2 separate regions of the Homo sapiens genome follow, and region 1 is linked to region 2. A link is an interaction called in ENCODE POLR2A ChIA-PET data of the cell type or tissue named here. Cell type or tissue: Panc1. All regions are shown on one strand. Each heading gives the region's core, and the rest is flanking DNA. Links, peaks and the distances in the headings are about the cores only.

Evidence for each region. Peaks named below come from ENCODE experiments on the same cell type or tissue, not always from the same donor. Only the 100,000 strongest peaks of a DNase experiment are listed, where the experiment ranks them.
Region 1: POLR2A ChIA-PET joins it to region 2 with 6 read pairs; 2 of 35 experiments call an interaction of 5 or more read pairs at or near these places.

The regions. Positions count from the first base shown.
Region 1 is chr3:50,811,823-50,817,203 of GRCh38, reverse strand. All of the region lies in intron 2 of DOCK3 (dedicator of cytokinesis 3), which reads right to left. Among named protein-coding and RNA genes, the nearest start is that of MIR4787, 140 kb to the right of the region's middle. In Panc1, for the core only: no CTCF peak of the experiment used is centred there; no DNase peak of the experiment used is centred there.
Region 2 is chr3:51,337,859-51,343,239 of GRCh38, reverse strand. It overlaps DOCK3 (dedicator of cytokinesis 3), which reads right to left. Exons shown (of 53, transcript NM_004947.5): 36 at 4,821-4,881; 37 at 4,212-4,305; 38 at 1,855-2,003. Among named protein-coding and RNA genes, the nearest start is that of MANF, 45 kb to the left of the region's middle. RefSeq lists an enhancer at 2,487-3,371. In Panc1, for the core only: no CTCF peak of the experiment used is centred there; DNase peaks (open chromatin) are centred at 2,539 and 2,759.

The DNA.
Region 1 (5,381 bases), core at 109-5,108, 530 kb after region 2:
CCTCACTGCTACACTCTCACCAGTGCCATGACAGTTTACAAACGCCATGGCAACATCAGGAAGTTACCCTATATGGTCTAAAATGAGGAGGCATGAATAATCCACCCCATGTTTGGCATATCATCAAGAAATAACCATAAAAATGCCAGCAGCTCTCTGGGCTGCTCAGTCTATGGAGTAGCCATTCTTTTATTCCTTTACTTTCCTAATAAACCTGCTTTCACTTTAGGGCGAGTCTATGGATTTACCCTGAATTCTTTCTTGCACAAGATCCAAGAATCCTCTCTTGGGGTCTGGATTGGGACCCCTTTCCTGTAACAGCTGCAGTGAGCTGTGATCACGCCACTGCACTCCAGCCTGGGTGACGGGTGAGATCCCATCTCAAAAGAAATAAAGAAGAAAGAAAAGAAATGAAAATATAAGAGAGAAACAAAAATCCAATAGAAGGCTTGGGAGATATTACCTATATACACCAGAACAAAGAATAAAAAGATAAAGACATAGAAAAGATTAGAAAAAAATGATCAATTACAGACTCAGCCTAGATAGGAGAGGCACCATTCAAGTAACAGGAGTTAAGAGAGGCCGGGCACAGTGGCTCACACCTGTAATCCCAGCACTTTGGGAGGCCAAGGCGGGCAGATCACCTGAGGTCAGGAGTTCAAGACCAGCCTGGACAATATGGCAAAACCCCGTCTCCACTAAAAATACAAAAATTAGCTGGCGTAGTGGTGGGCACCTGTAATCCCAGCTGCTCAGGAGGCTGAGGCGGGAGAATCACTTGAACCCGGGAGGCAGAGGCTGCAGTGAGCCAAGATCACACCATTGCACGCCAGCCTGGGTGACAGAGTGAGAGTGTCTCAAAAAAAAAAAAAAAAAAGAGTTACAAGAACAGAAAAAAACATTAAGGGAGAAAATAATCCTAAAAACAATGAAAAAAAAATCTGAGAATGGAAAAACATTAGTTTCCAGACTGAGTATTCAACACAAAAAATAATAAGGGGAAAAATAGTACATACCTGTTAGATGAAATTATGAAAGGTCATTGTTTTGGACTGAGCTCCTGCACTAGGCCCCAACAGATCAACCAAATCAAAATGAAGTTACTCATGTTAAGTGCCACATACTCAGACTGAAACTTCAATGAAGCAGACAGATCTAAAAAAAAAAAACCAGTTTTTCCTGAACACAGAAGATTCCAGCCTACCTGAGTCAGTGTTTAATAAAAGTCCTCTCTGCTTTAACCCTTACAAAAAAGTAAGCTGATGTTAACCAGTCAAGTGTTTTTTCTATTTTTCCACTTCTCTGTTCTGACCTTACAAAATGCACATTCTGCTACTGCCTAGTTGGAGCTCTCATTCCATTTTGTAGAATGAAGGCTACCCCAATTCATGACTCACAAATAAAGGCCAAAGAGATCTGTAAGTAAATCCGTTGTAATTTTGTCTTTTGACTGAAGCAATGCCTTGAAATGTAGGACAAATAATTCCCAGCCTAGGATTCTATACCCACTGAAATTATCAATAAAGCATGAGAGCAAACTAAAGATCTTTTCAGGCATTCAAACACTCAAAAAAAAAAAAATTGCCTTCCGTGACATTTTTCTCTTAGGAAACTCCCAGAGGATTTCCCAGAGGATAAAAATTAGAAAACTGACCAAGAAAAAGTTTAGAATAGGACCTAGGAAGTAGAGAGGGTTCAAGATGAAAAGAGACGAAGGTCAATTTCATGATTATGAAGTGAGGTACAAAAACCAAAATCCCAAACATTTGTATGGTCTAATAGTTTCATTTCCAGCAAAGAATTTGGGGAGAAATTGATATGTACATGAAAAACTAGGTAAATGAAAAAATAAGTCAAATATTAATTCCAAAGAAAACAAAAAGTAATGCAAGATATAATCATAATATGCTATACAGATAAGCTATGAATTAATCATAATGACATATAAGCCAAATACTAAATTAACCAAAAAAGGTAAATATATTGGAAGAATGAAAGAAGTATGTTTGGAATAGGAAATAATAATAGAGTAGAAGTCTTGATTTATACTGCAGAGTGAATCTATAAAAATAAAATGAGGCTGGGCGCGGTGGCTCACACCTGTAATCCCAGCACTTTGGGAGGCCAAGGAAGGCAGATCACAAGGTCAAGAGATCAAGACCATCCTGGCCAACATGGTGAAACCCCATCTCCACTAAAAATACAAAATGTAGGTGGGCATGCTAGTGCACACCTGTAGTCCCAGCTACTTGGGAGGCTGAGGCAGGGGAATTGCTTGAACCCAGGAGGCGGAGGTTGCAGTGAGCCAAGATTGTGCCACTGCACTCCAGCCTGGCGGCAGAGCGAGACTCCATCTCAAAAAAAAAAGAATGAAAAAAAGTAAGAAATAGAAATATAAGCATGTTATTTTAAAATATGAAAGTATATCCCAGCAGAAACAAAAAACTAAAAAAATTTGACTTCTGAAATATAATTCTTTAAGATAAATACAACTGAAAGAGAAAAGGCATTTTATAGTCCGGTTTTAATGCCTCTTCAAAAATCTATCATCCTGGACTGGATTATAGAACAGAAAAGAAACATTAGTGAGCAAATTCAACCAAAATCTATGGTTAAGTTCATAATATTGTACCAGGCCAGGTGCGGTGGCTCATGCCTGTAAATCCCAACACTTTAGGAGGCCAAGGCAGGCAGATCACTTGACACTAGGAGCTCCGTACAAAACTGGACAACATGATGAAACCCTGTCTCTACCAAAAAAAAAAAATTAGTCTGGCATGGTGGGGTGTGCCTGTAGTCCCGGCTACTCAGGAGTCTGAGGTGGAAGGATGGCTTGAGCCTAGGAGGCAAAGGTTGCAGTGAGCTTAGATTGCTCCACTGAACTCCAGCCTGGGCGACAGGGCTACATCCTGTCCTAATAATAATAATAATTTACAAATATTAATTTCTTCCTTTTAATAATTTTATCATGGTTATGGAAAAATATAACATTTAAGGGAAGCTGAATGAACAAGGATATTCAGGAACTATATACTATCTTATAACTCTTCTAAAAGTCTAAAATTATTCCAAAATAGAAAGTTTTATTTTAAAATCTATCATGAAGTATTTGGAAAAGAAAATACTAGTATTATATTAGTATTAGTATTATAATAAGGCCAGGTACCCACTCCACAACTAAGAAAAGAAACCGTGCCCATACATTTTGTATCCCCTACCCAGATACATTGCACTTAGTATTTACTATTCTTATGCACTGTTTATTTCTACTTTTATTACATAGGTATAGCCATCATACATACACACAGTATTCTTTTGCATGTTTTTACACTTTATAGAAATAGATTCATATAGTGAGTATTCTGCATACTTAGGTTTTTGATTGATGTTATTACATTTATGAGGTCTGTTTGTATTAATATGTGAGCTACAGTTCATTCATTTCATTTTTGAATACTATTTCATTGTAAAATATATCCCATGATTCACAGATGGTCCCTGACTTAAGCAGGTTTTACTTAAAATTTTTCAACTTCATGATGGGTTTATCAAGACATAACCCCATCATAAGTCAAGAAGCATCTGAACTTAAGGTGGTTCAACTTAATGATTTTCAACTTTAAAATATATTTATTGAGGTATTAAATGCATTTTCTTTTTTCTTTCTTTCTTTTTAAGACAAGGTCTCACTCTGTCACCCAGGCTGGAGGCAGTGATGATCACAGCTCACTGCACCCTCAAACTTCTGGGTTCAAGCAATCCTCCTATCTCAGCCTGTTGAGTAGCTGGGACTACAGACATGCTCCACCACACCTAATTCTTGTTTTTGTAGAAACAGGGTCTCACTATGTTGCCCAGGCTGGTCTCAAACTCCTAGCCTCAAGTGATTCTCTCTCGCCTCAGTGTGCCAAAGTGCTAGGATTACAGGTGTGAGCCACAACACTTAAATGCACTTTTTACTTAATGATATTTTCAATTTATCATGAGTTTACTGGGACATAACTCCATTGTTAAGTCAAGGAGCATCTGTAGTTCTCCAACTATGTCTTGTTGGTAGACATTTAAGACATTACCAATTTTTTGCTACTACAAACAATTCTGTGGATGTCTTCATGTGTACATGTGTAGAAGTTTCTCCAGATCAATGGCTTTTGTATATTTTTTTCTTACCATGGCTCAGACTTAGAAATATGCTTTAGATCATAACCCCATACACATAAAATTGAAACAAATCTCATGAAGAAAAAACACTTAATGATGCTACATGCAATTGCGCCAGTTACCAATTTATTGCCCCTCAAAACTAAACTCACCTTTCTTTGCCCTGGTTAGTAATACCTGAGTTGGGGCCTGTGATGGTTACTATTATGTGTCAACTTGACTGGGGCCACAGGATGCCCAGATATTTGATTAAACACTATTCTGGATGTGTCTGTGAGGGTGTTTCTGGATGAGATTAACACTGGAATCAGTAGACTGAATAAAGCAGACGGCCCGCCCCATTGTGAGTGGCCCACATCTGATCTTTTGAAAGCCTGAATAGAACAAAAAGGCAGAGTAAGAGAGAATTTGCTCTGCCTGCCTGATTCTCTTTGAGCTGGAACACTGGTCTTCTGCCCTTTGGGCTTGGACTGGAACTTATACCGCAAGCTCTCCTGGGTCTATAGCTTGCTGACTGCACATCTTGGGACTTCTCAGTCTCCATAATATCTTTTATTTTTATATATAGATGTATTAGTCTGGGTTTTCCATAGAAACAAATATTCCAGAGTACACACACACAAAACGCTTCTCTTGAAAAGAGACTAATACAACCCTATAAACATCTTTCTTTTGCCAGCTCATGGGAGTTGGGCTTTAAGAGAGGGTGCTGAAGGGATCTGGTGTGCTATTGTTTTATTGTGAGCACTCTACTCAGTGGACTTGCACGTTGGAGGCCCAGTAGTGCTTATCTTAGCCACCTTCACAGACTAGCTATGGCCCTTATTCTCTGGCAAGTTTCTCTACCACCTGGAGAGCCACACCTATGAATCTGCTCGACTCATTCATGCCTTTCCACAAGTTTTTCTACCATCCAACAGGTTGCTCCTATAGACCAGCTCCAACGCATGCCCTCTGGCAAGTTTCACCGCCACCAGCAGGCTACACGTTCCTATGGCATCCATGCTCTTTCCCATAAATTCTGAATCTTAGGCTAGAAGGGATAGGAGTTAAGTTCTTAGTTTCTTGCTTGTCCACCCTCTCTCAGCCCTACAGGTAGCAGTTGATTTCTGCATTTGCTATCCCTTTGAGTCTTATTTTAGCCCTTTTAGCAGTTAACTACTTTTTTACTAGTTAACAATTATTTATATTAAATATTCTCTATTCCAATTAGTGTG
Region 2 (5,381 bases), core at 268-5,267:
AGAGCTAGAAACTCACTACCTGCTCCTCCTTTCTTTCCTTGCCCTTCTCTTGTTGCCAAGGTGGCTTTTCTCTTGGTGCTAAACATCCCTGCCCCACGGGAGCATTTTTTTTTCCCATAGCATCTGGGTTTTGCTTTTCTAGAACCATGGTTTTCTTCTTGAAAACCCGGAATATTTTCAAGAAGGACTGGTTAATCTCACCTAATAGTTTCATCAGGAGCTGAGGCACAGGAACAGACAAGGTAGGCCTTCTGTGTGAGCCTAAGACAGTGGGTCTGATAACTGCCCCTCTGAGGATGAGCTCATGAGGGGGCTCACTGAGTGGTCTCTACTCAGCATAGACTCTGCTCCTCCAGAAATTCAGGGCAAAGGCAGGATTGCAGAAGTGAGGAGATTCCTGAGAAGGTGGCCTATGGAGCCTCCTAGTCCTTCTCTCCTTCTTGTCCATCTACAGTACTCAGGCACACTTTGTGTTTTACTCCCTAGTCCATGTTAAAATTTAATCCTGCTTTTCTATGCATTACTATAATGTGGGATGAATAGGGGACCATCAATGCTCATGCATCCCACGGGTAGACTCAGTCAGATTAGGATAACTCTCCACTCTGTACTCTGTGCCCATGGAAAGAAATGAGAATGAATGCACTAGAAGCACACATGCGTACTCACACCACGCTTATGTCATTCCCTGTGAGCTAGGAGGGCTTGCTGGGCATGAGGGTGAGGGGCAGCTCCAGGTTAGCCAGGTGCCAGGAAAATAGGCCTAAAACTGCATGTGAGGGGCTCTGTGTCAGGCGCTGGATCAGCAAGGACCAGAGGCTTTGGGTCAGCATTGTGGATCAGTTGCATGGGCTGGCTGAGAGCTGAGCATGGGCATCCTTTCTGGGCTAGGTTACATAAGAGTTTCTGCGCTTTTGGAAAGGTTCTTGCTTACCAGTGCATTCTCTGTATGGGGAAATGTTTTCTGAGTGAATATTTTTGACAAACATAGAAGTCCCCCATGTTATGTAAAACTGAAGAATGTTTTCTGATTTATAGACAAAAGCCATTAATGTTTAAATCTTTCTTTTTGATGAAAAAACTCATCTCAAAAACCAATTTCCATTTGAGTTGGGGGCTCAGCTACTACAGTTCCATGAATGACCCTATTTCAGCTTTAAAATGTGCTCAAAGCTTAGTAATGAGAAAATGGCTTCAACAAGTTTTTCCAGCACAAGGGCCCCATCTAACAGTAGGTAGTCAGAGGGCGCCACACAGAGCTCTCCCAGAGATGGGAGGAGAATGGCTGGGAAGTCCCAAGGAAGCCTAAACCAGTGCTGACAATGCTGCCAATCCCATAGAAAGTAGTTTGATGGAAAATAACCCCAATATGAGAGGAGCCCAGGCTGTGCTGTAGAGAAGGGAAATCTAAGAAAAGAACACATACCAGTAAGAGGCAGTTTAGGCCGCCTTTGGCTGTGGTTAAAATCCATTCATTTCTACCACTCATATTTTATATGGCAGCAGATTAGAAAGCCGTATCAGTTCTTTAAGTAAATCCAATAAAAACAAACAGGGTTCCAGAAGCCCCTGCTGTAGAAGCATTCATATTTATAGATATGCAAAGCTAGTATGTAGGGTAGTCTCTAACACCTACAATCTGGATATGGCTTTCAAGCCACAGAATTAGGCTGTTGTCTTTTTCTCCCTCAGAGAAAATCATGCTGCCTCCACATCTTAGGCACATAGATAGGCACCCACCCACTCACCACCCCACACACTACCCCCTGCAGCTGCTGTTAACCCTATGGTGTCAAGATGCCATGCATCACAGCAGAAGCTGAAGGGCTAAAGGGCTTGCCTAATGATGCATACCTTGCCTTTGTTGAAGTAGTGAATGATCTTCCGGCACAGTCCCTCCTTCCGCTGCCACTCTGTCTGCGATGGGTAGTGGAGGAATTCCCGTAGTGGCCGGTCCTCCCACTGCAGCAGCTCACAGTAAAGGAGCAGGGTAAATGCGGCCTCTGTGGGGACAGACAGCATGGAGGTCCAGGGGCTTCCCTTGCTCAGAGGCCCAGGAGCAGCCTGGTGTCAGAGGACTATGCTGGGCAGAATGCCAGCGCAAGTCATGTGCAGCCCAGGTCGGGGACACTGGATACTAAAGATGAAACAGTAGGGCTGCTCAACAAGCCAATAACCCTTGTCCACAGCATGAAGGAGCCAAATATTCTGGTAGACACCTTCCTTCCATGGCCTGGTCACCTGTTCCAGCCTCCAGATTAATAAAGAATGGTTCAGCTACCCAAAAATCTGTGCACAGGCTGCCTTGCTTTGGGAGACATTGACACATCAGAGAGAGCTCTTGGGTTCCTTTTTGCTCAACTGACTACAGCTTCCTTTCCAACCTTCTCAGAACTGGCTCTTAGGGCTCCATTACCAAAGGAACCTAAATTGATACTAGACCCAGAGTGAAGGCCTGGCAACATCTTACTCTATGTGTGGAACAATTAGAGAAGGTTATGTAAAACAACAGCAGTGAAATACCATGGCTCCCTACATTCCAAGGGATGAGTCATACTGAATCACAGCCACGGCTCAGGGGCCTCATTACACAGTTTTCTCTCTGTTCTATTTGTTCATTTTTAGTGGGCATCTCCTACTGGCAAGTTAGTTAGTTCTAGCTTCTGTGCTTCTGCCTGGCTTTCAAGGCCCTACTCAAATCTACTCCCCATGACTATGAAGAATCTCATTTCTAACCATTTATTGACCCACTTCCAGTTTTAGCTAGGCCCACTTGCCTGTGTCCACTCTTTAGGCTCCTCCTCATCCTTGCCTTTTTGCCTGTGCCCTTGCCACTGGAACTTCCTGCCAAGGAATGTACACGCCTCCTCATGGGATCAGGAAGCCTTTTCTCTCTAGGGACAAGCCCTGTGGAACTCAGGGCCTCCCTCTGGAGCTTAGGAAACCATGGAACGTCTTTTTCTTCCTTGCCTATATTCTTTTCAGATGTCATTCCCTGAGCCATCAGAGACAAGGCTTAGCACTCTTTCTCTGTTAAAATCCCTGACCCAGCCTCTCAGTCATGGCCCCGTTTCCTAGGAGTTTAGCAAATGCTTCTACTGATACATAACATTTATCAAAGTCTTTCTCTTCAATGCCCTCTCAGAGGGTTGCTGGGATCATGGGTGCAAGTGGATGCAGAGAATGGTAGACTCAGCCCAGTCATTTTATTTTATTAGTCAGCTGAATTTAAGATTCAAAGCCCAGTCATTTTAGATTTAATTCTTGCCAAGCTATGCTATCAGATAAGATACCATCTATGCCAAACACTCTCTAACGGCTAGAGATAAAGAAGGAGGATTCTCTGTTTCTACAAATCTATCTAATTGCAGTAGCGTTTGCAGACAAGGATAGCTTAAATTTCCTGATCTATCACACAAATTCAAGTCCTATCGCCTAAGAGCTAAGACATAATGGCTGGTCACCACAGTGGAGAAAATGGCTCTTTGGGGGGAACGATGGCATAAGTCAATCAGATAGGACACACATGCATGCACGTAACCCCGATTCAGCGTGGTTCTCAGTAAACAGATGTGACAGCCACTTTGAAATGCTTTAAAATTTGTTCTAGTTAGAAAAGGCCTTGATATTGGATTAAATTGTAGATACAATGAAAGGAGCCCTATCTGGCCTGTCAAGAAGTCAGATGAACATTCTTTATACTCTACACTGAGTGCACAATGTGAGGCTGCTATGCAGTTGCAGGGTCTGAAGAGCCTAGCCTGCAAGGAAGGTCTGCTAGTGAGTTCTGGAAGTTCCAGGGTTAGGGGGATATTCCTTTGTTATAACCTTAGCTCCAGCTTTGAAAGTCCTAAAAAAGGCTCTCTGTTCATAAGGAGTGACAGTGAGCTCAGGATGCTCTGAACCTGGTGCACCAGAATTTGGAGGTCACCCTTGAGACTTCAGAGGGGTGGATAGGAGGGAAGAAGAGTGAAACAGACTCAAGTAGTGGATGACATGGCACAAAGGCACAAGTGGAAGTTCTGCCTGCTTTCTCTCTACCATGTGCCACAAAGGAGTTGAGGGAAATGAGTGAGGTGAGGGGATAGCACAAGCCCCAACATTCTGCTGAGATCTGGCAGGCACCAGCCTGAAGCCTTTCTCTGCCTATTGTACAAATCCCTTCAGTTTGTCCTCATGGTCAGGCATGGCTCTCTCTTCTCCCCACTTACCTGTGTAGTTTTCGGCCTGCAAGTGCATGTCACAAAGCTTATGGATGTAGCGGATATACATTTCTTCCTTGTTAATCTCAGATTTGTAAAAATTCTACAATAAAGAGAAGGAAACACCTGTCAACTACCTGTGGAAGCCATAGCCAAGCTCTGGGCAGCTGGCCATAGCCGTGGGTGTGCTGGGCAGGAGGGGGAGGGCAGGCCCTGGAGGCAGACAGCACCAGAAGGAGAAAGCACCAGCCAGAAGGAACACCTGCTGTGGGTGGAACCACTGGCAGGTCTATGGGAGCCCTGGGTAGTGTTAAGAGGAAAAGCATCAGGGCAGATCAGGAGTCAGGGTTGACTGTGAATTGGGTATGTCAGGGTTAGTGGGTCCTTGCCAAGAGGCCAGGCTAGAGTTCTATCCAAAGAGAAGCTCGTTTCATTCCTTCCCCAAGTAGGAATGTGTTTGGGGGAGTGCAGGCCTCTAAGATACCAGTAACAGAGCTGATGTCCTGATTCAAACCCTTAGGCCTGCAGCCATGTATTGTAGAAGGGCCAAGCCAATCACAGTGCAGGACAGAAACCATTTCAGTAGGCAGAGAGAAGTCAGGGCCCATGTCCTCTCACCATCAGGTTAACAGTGCAGCCTATCTTCTTATTCTCTGTTTCCTCTCCTTTCATGCAGTCCCTGGAAGAGAGAGCACAGATGAGCACCAGATATGAAGTGGGGCCTTGAGACAACACATAGAACTGTACTATCACTGGGGCATTAGTATGACCAAATCCCAGATTGAGATGGCCTCCAACAGGAACTGCTTCCATAGATAAGGACTCTACTGTGAGCTCCTTTAGCTTTGGAACCACTCTCAGGGCTCAAAGATCTCTGTTCAACTGAGCCCCTTATTCTGGTGGCAGAGCACAGAGAGAGCCCAGAGCTACATCAGGGTATTAAGTGGCACCTACCAATGTCCTTGGCACAAAAGGGTATATGAATTAAGTGGAAGGCCAAATCCTCAACTTCCCAAAAAGGGAGGCACAGAATTCTCCTTAAAGGGCAGGTTTCATTTTGTAGGAGTGCTGAATAGAAGCCAAGACCCTCCACTTCAGGGCCCTAGCTTCAGGGCTCTGTACATGTTCACCACCTAGTTGACATTTCTCCCTATGGTTTCCTTCCTGTGTACTAGTGTT